2 separate regions of the Homo sapiens genome follow, and region 2 is linked to region 1. A link is a loop called in an ENCODE intact Hi-C map of the cell type or tissue named here. Cell type or tissue: OCI-LY7. All regions are shown on one strand. Links, peaks and the distances in the headings refer to the core of each region. The heading gives the core; the rest is flanking DNA.

Region 1 (2,912 bases), core at 172-2,671:
AAAAACACAAAAATTAGCCTGGTGTGGTGGCACTCAACTATAATCCCGGCTATTTGGGGGGCTGATGCAGGAGAATCGCTTGAACCCGGAGGCAGAGGTTGCAGTGAGCCAAGATTGCGCCATTGCACTCCAGCTGGGGTAACAAGAGCGAAACTCCATCTCAAAAAAAAACAAAAAAAATCTAATCTTGAATAGTTAAGTAAGATAGATCTGCTTTATGGAATACTATACAGCTTTTTTTTTTTTAATTAGAGAGTATTGTTTTACTTTATGTAACAAGGGAGAAAACAACACACACACACACACACACACACACACACACACACACTCACAAGCATCTGCATAAGGCAACACTGAAAGGACATATAAGAAAATACGGAAAGGGAGCAAGACTCTACATTAGCTACCTTCCAATAGCATTCTGTTTTTACTCACATAATCAAATTACCCATTCCAATAGTAATAAATTAACAAGACAGTCGACATGAGAAAAAAGAAGAATGAGTTGAATCCATAATTGACCTAGAGGGAGGAATATATGTTGTTAAAAAGGAAAAAAGAAAAAAAAAAAGAAAAAAGAATGAACGAACCAACACAGGAATGTATATGGCATGATGCCATTCTCTTTTAAAAACAAAACAAATAACACTATTTTATATGTGTGTATGTTTGTATGAGCAGAGAAAAAGGTGTGGAGGGAGCTAATACCACTTAAGGAGACGGCACTGGAGAAGGTGGATGAAGATCAGCCTTTTCTTTATCTGCGTTTGAAATATTTAACTTGTAATAACCGACATTTTTTTGGTAACTTTAAATCTAATAAAGTACAACCAAAAAAAGCAATGTGCTATGAAAAACTGCACTGCAGGCCCTGCTATTCCCGCCTGCTGTTATTAACCCAGCAGTAGCCGTATCTGCAGATAAGAAAGAGGATGTGGTCGTCTCAAGTCTCTGGAGGCACCAGGGTCCAAGACTGGTCCTCAGCTTTGTAGCCAATGTTCTTGCTTTCTCTTTTCATATTGAAAATGTAACAAGCACATATGGTAGGGAATTCAAACAACATAAAATGGTGTAAAAAATTTCCTCCTGGCTTAGACTGAGGTCCCTGCCTCTCAGTTTCCTGAGGATCTCTCCAGAAATGCAGTTCTTTCAGCTTCCAGCACTCAACCTGATTGTGACAGAATATATGAAAAGCTGATTTGACTCAGGAAAAATAACGAATCCAACTCACAGGAGAAAGAAGTACAAACCAGAAACCAATTTCAAATTACAAGGACCAGAATACTCATGTTGGCTGGCCAGTGCATTCTCTCCCCTTGAAGAAAGTCCACATGGGAAGCCAAATTGCTACTAGAGTGCTGGATGAGACTGAAATGAGAGCAAGAGAAGTCAGATGGCATAAGCACTCACTGGCAGTTCAATAACACCACAGCACCCAGCTCCACCAAGAGGGCTGAGGCACAACAGCAGCCAGGCCTGGAGACACTAGCTCTTTACCTCCCCCTTTCTGAAGATTCCAAGTAGCTCTCTTCCTACCTAAAAGCAGAGATGCTTCTGATGTTAACAACGGGAATTAACTTGCAAATAGAACCGCATTCACTAAAGTCATCACCCCACCCAACTTTCAGTAAAACACAGTTCCGGCCCAAATGTAGGAAAAAAATCTTACTGCTCTGCCCTAGGTAACAAAACCATTTGAACAATCCCAGCTCCTTACCTTGGCTAGCCCTGCCCGATGAGCTCCTTGGGATTCAATGTAGGCAATGTATCTACTGAAGTTTCGGAACTCTTCCATAGTTGGATAAAAGGTCATTATCCTAGCACTGGGATTCAGAGTTTCAGACTCAGAAGCCATTTTCCCTCCTTTTTGAGGTCCCTTTAGTCAGACAGGAATCTGAAGAAACACATTAAGAGTATAAAATAATATAAAAATTAAAATTAAGTGCTGGAAACATCAACTCTGAAAACAGTAAAAGATAATATAGAAATTCAAAAGACACAGTTAAGACTTCACACCTGGAATCTACCTCTAGAAAAGTTATTTAGGGGCCGGGCACGGTGGCTCACGCCTGTAATCCCAGCACTTTGGGAGGCCAAAGCGGGTGCATCGCCTGAGGTCATAAGTTTGAGACCAGCCTGGCCAACACAGTGAAACCCTGTCTCTACTAAAAATACAAAAAATTAGCTGGGCATGGTGGCGGGCACCTGCAATCCTAGCTACTCGGGAGGCTGAGGCAGGAGAATCACTTGAACCCGGGAGGCTAAAGGTTGCAGTGAGCCAAGATTGCGCCATCGCACTCCAGACTGGGCAACAAGAGCGAAACTCCGTCTCAAAAAAAAAAAAAAAAAAAGAAAGAAAGAAAGAAAGAAAAGTAATTTAGGGTGGGGGTGTGGTGGCTCAAGCCTGTAATCCCAGCACTTTGGGAGACTGAGGTGGGCAGATCGCTTGAGTTAAGGAGTTTGAGACCAGCCTGGGCAACATAGTGAGACCCTGTCTCAAAAAAAATTTTTTTTAAATAAACAACAAAAAGTTATTTAAATAAACTAGAAATACAGATCGAAAAGGTTCTGTTTAAAAAGAACCTGATGTATCAAAACTGCATGGATTCAAACCTTATTTCAACAGAGACATTGTTACTGCAATAGGATTGTTCTTGAAAGAAAAAAAAAAGAAAATTGTTTCAGCTAAAAAAAGGAAACTAATTATTTAGTTGTTGGTCCTAATAGTACAGCTAAAATGCCCATATTTTACCCTTATCCTTTCAAGCTACTCCCTTATTAACACCTTGCTAATCACTTTTCAGAGTATTAAACAGAATACACTACAACTTGAAAGCCACCCATGGCTGGGTGCGGTGGCTTACGCCTTGTAATCCCAGCACTTTGGGAGGCCAAGGCTCCTCCCTAGGGCA
Region 2 (2,912 bases), core at 164-2,663, 700 kb after region 1:
ATCTGCAGGCTTTCTCAGCCCCTTTGTGGTGCAGACAGCATAGTTTTTTGTTTTTTGTCTTTTTTTGAGACGAGGTCTCACTCTGTCACCCAGGCAAGTATCTTGGCTTACTGCAACCTCTACCTCCCAGGCTCAAGCGATTCTGTCACCTCAGCCTCTTGAGTAGCTGGAACCACAGACATGCGTCACCGTGCCCAGCTAAATTTTTGTATTTTTGGTAGAGACAGGGTTTCGCCATGTTGCCCAGGCTGGTCTCGAACTCTTGAGCTCAGGTGATCCGCCCACTTCAGCCTCCCAAAGTGTTGGGATTACAGGCGTGAGCTACCGCACCCGGCCAAACATAGATGTTTGCATATGTGGTTTTGAATCCCAGCTTAGCTTAGTTGCCCAGTTTTCATCATTACAGTGTCTAGGAATTCAGAAAAGAATGTACGTCTCTGTCCCCATAGATGCTCCATAAATATTTCTTGCTTCCTTGGACTCCCATGATGCCTTACCTGGGCTGTGGGTGACTTGTACCTGGGCCTTGGCCTTTATCCAAAAGCTGGCATTCTGGCAGTATGAGCTTTTGGGGAGTCAGGATGCTGGCCCATGGGTATTAAGTCAGGTAAATCATTAAAGCTCCCACTAACCCATTCTTCCTAGTAGGGGCTTGTTGGGAAGTGAGTAGGCATGGCACATGGGTGAGAGTGCCAGGCCAGGGAGGGTCAGCTCATGTGAGTGCCCTGCGCTGCTTTGGGCTTCTTTGCTTTGCTTTTTTGCCTTAGGCTTCCTGCCTACCTTTCTGAATTTGGGTCACCCTTGGGATAGTTTGAAAGGGACATTCATGTCCATTAACTCCAAGGGTCCTCACAACTGCCCTGTGATACAAGTTACAGTGACCTCATGGTCCAATAAAAAATGACTTTGCCAAGATCACACACTGAGCCTCCCACCCCAAGACATGCTGCCAGCCTTTCCAGGATGACATTAGAGGGTGGAAGGAACCCAGAGCAGGAGGGGCCTTCCAGCCATGGCCCAGCCCTCCATTTGACAAATGGGGAAATTGAGTCCAGAGAAGGGAAGAGATTTGTCCGAGATAAGGCTATCACAAAAGATTTGAGGCGTTCTATGGAGCTGTGTTTTGTTTTGATTTTTGAGACGGAGTTTCGCTCTTGTTGCCCAGGCTGGAGTGCCATGACACAATCTCAGCTCACCACAACCTTCGCCTCCCAGGTTCTAGTGGTTCTCCTGCCTCAGCCTCCCGAGTAGCTGGGATTACAGGCATGTGCCACCATGCCCGGCTAATTTTTTTGTATTTTTTTTTAGTAGAGATGGGGTTTCTTCATGTTGGTCAAGCTGGTCTCGAACTCCAGACCTCAGGTGATCCGCCCACCTCGGCCTCCCAAAGTGCTGGGATTACAGGTGTGAGCCACCGCGCCTGGCCTAGCTGTGTTTTTTTTTTAAAGATGCTTTCTTCTCCACATGCCTGTCTGTGCCATCCTCCACCCACCCCAAATGAGCAGGAATCCCCAGACACAGGACTTGCCATGCCATAGGAGCCTGAAAGTTGGATTAGACGTAACTTGACAACTGAAACTCTACTGTGAATGGAAACAAAACACTAGATGTTCCCACTAAACTCTGACCTTGAAGAAGTGGCTTTCCTTGGAGCCTTGGTTTCCTTCTCAGTAAATAGAGACTTGGCTACCCCCAGTGGATGTGGTGAGACTGGCCCCGTGCCCTAAATTAGAGAAGTGGCTATTTTAAGTGGAAAGACCCTTTGTAAGGCCAGTCTGGGTGTACAAATGATGTAAACAGCCCCAAGATGATCCTTGTCTAGTACCGAGCCATCCAGGGATTCGACCCTATTTGCCCCGGAGCTGGGCCAGCCTCAAATCCCCCGTAATCAGCTTGTGACTTCAAGGAGCTCAGCTTTGCCCAGTGCCTCCTGGTCACGGGGTGTCGGCCCAGAGCTCTGCTCAAGTACCAAGGGTACAGCCATCCAGCTCCCTGCTTCCCCAAGACTGGCAAAGCTGGGGAGGCCTGGAACAAAGAGGAAAGTGTGCAGTGTTGGCTTGGGGCCTGCAACCTCACCCCTTCCCCCACCTCACTCCTGGGCATAAAGGTGATAAAGCCGCTCACTCAGTCTGCAGTCTGGTAACCGACGTCCCCATGATGGCGGAGGCTGGGAGGCCTCCTGACCAGATTCATGGGCTCAGAGAGGCTGTGTCCAGGCCTGCAGGCCCAGCCCTGGCTACCCTAACAAGCCTCCAATTGTTACCTCTCTCCACGGGAGGGGTGGACTGGAGCCTGAGGCTCTGTCTTCCAGCCACCAGGCCTGGCAGTAGCTGATGCATAAACATTAGGGTTTTGCAGTAACTGAGCAGGGCTCCCAGGCCTTGAACCTGGGCAGAAAGAAGACAGCATCTCCTCTCTTTGTGACCACACTGACTTGCCTCCCTGAGGCTTCTGCACCCTGGAATGGGAGAGAGCTCTTGCCAGGCCTCAGCTGATGGAGCCTTTGGCTACTGAGGCCTCTGCTGGACAGGAAGTCTGCCTATGTCTCCTAGCCCAGTTTATCTCCCCCTGCCCTGGCATTTGGGAGTGGGGAGGAAACGGCTCCATCAGAAACAGCTCTACCATTGGACCTTAGGCCAGCCACACTTCTTGTTGGAGCTTGTGTCCTCAGCTGTACTGGGGATGAGAGCTAGCTGTCTGGGTCAGCGGCACTGAGGCTCCAGGGGAGCATGTGGTCTGTGCAGCAGGCTTGGGGAGTGCTGAGCAGCACAGATTGGGTTTCATAGCACAGTGGGAGCCCAGACAGGCCAGCTAGCCATAAGCACCTCTGCTGGAGGAAGAGGTGGACTCTCTTGGGCTGGAGGGCCCAGTTCAAGGAAAGAAACAAACAGCTACACTGGGCTCCTTGATCA

The links. Hi-C counts contacts between places; a loop is a spot of excess contacts. Peaks named below come from ENCODE experiments on the same cell type or tissue, not always from the same donor. Only the 100,000 strongest peaks of a DNase experiment are listed, where the experiment ranks them.
Region 2: a loop joins it to region 1, with 7 times the contacts of the local background. A loop is called at or near these places in 2 of 110 quality-filtered maps.

What each region holds. Positions count from the first base shown.
Region 1 is chr1:43,652,119-43,655,030 of GRCh38, reverse strand. It overlaps KDM4A (lysine demethylase 4A), which reads right to left. Exons shown (of 22, transcript NM_014663.3): 2 at 1,718-1,894. The coding sequence starts at 1,855. Among named protein-coding and RNA genes, the nearest start is that of KDM4A, 3.4 kb to the right of the region's middle. In OCI-LY7, for the core only: a CTCF peak has its summit at 1,440; a DNase peak (open chromatin) is centred at 1,470.
Region 2 is chr1:42,952,751-42,955,662 of GRCh38, reverse strand. All of the region lies in intron 1 of SLC2A1 (solute carrier family 2 member 1), which reads left to right. Among named protein-coding and RNA genes, the nearest start is that of SLC2A1, 4.7 kb to the left of the region's middle. RefSeq lists enhancers at 1-241, 1,593-2,537, 2,771-2,912. In OCI-LY7, for the core only: a CTCF peak has its summit at 1,651; a DNase peak (open chromatin) is centred at 1,711; H3K4me3 peaks cover 2,119 bases; H3K27ac peaks cover 2,275 bases.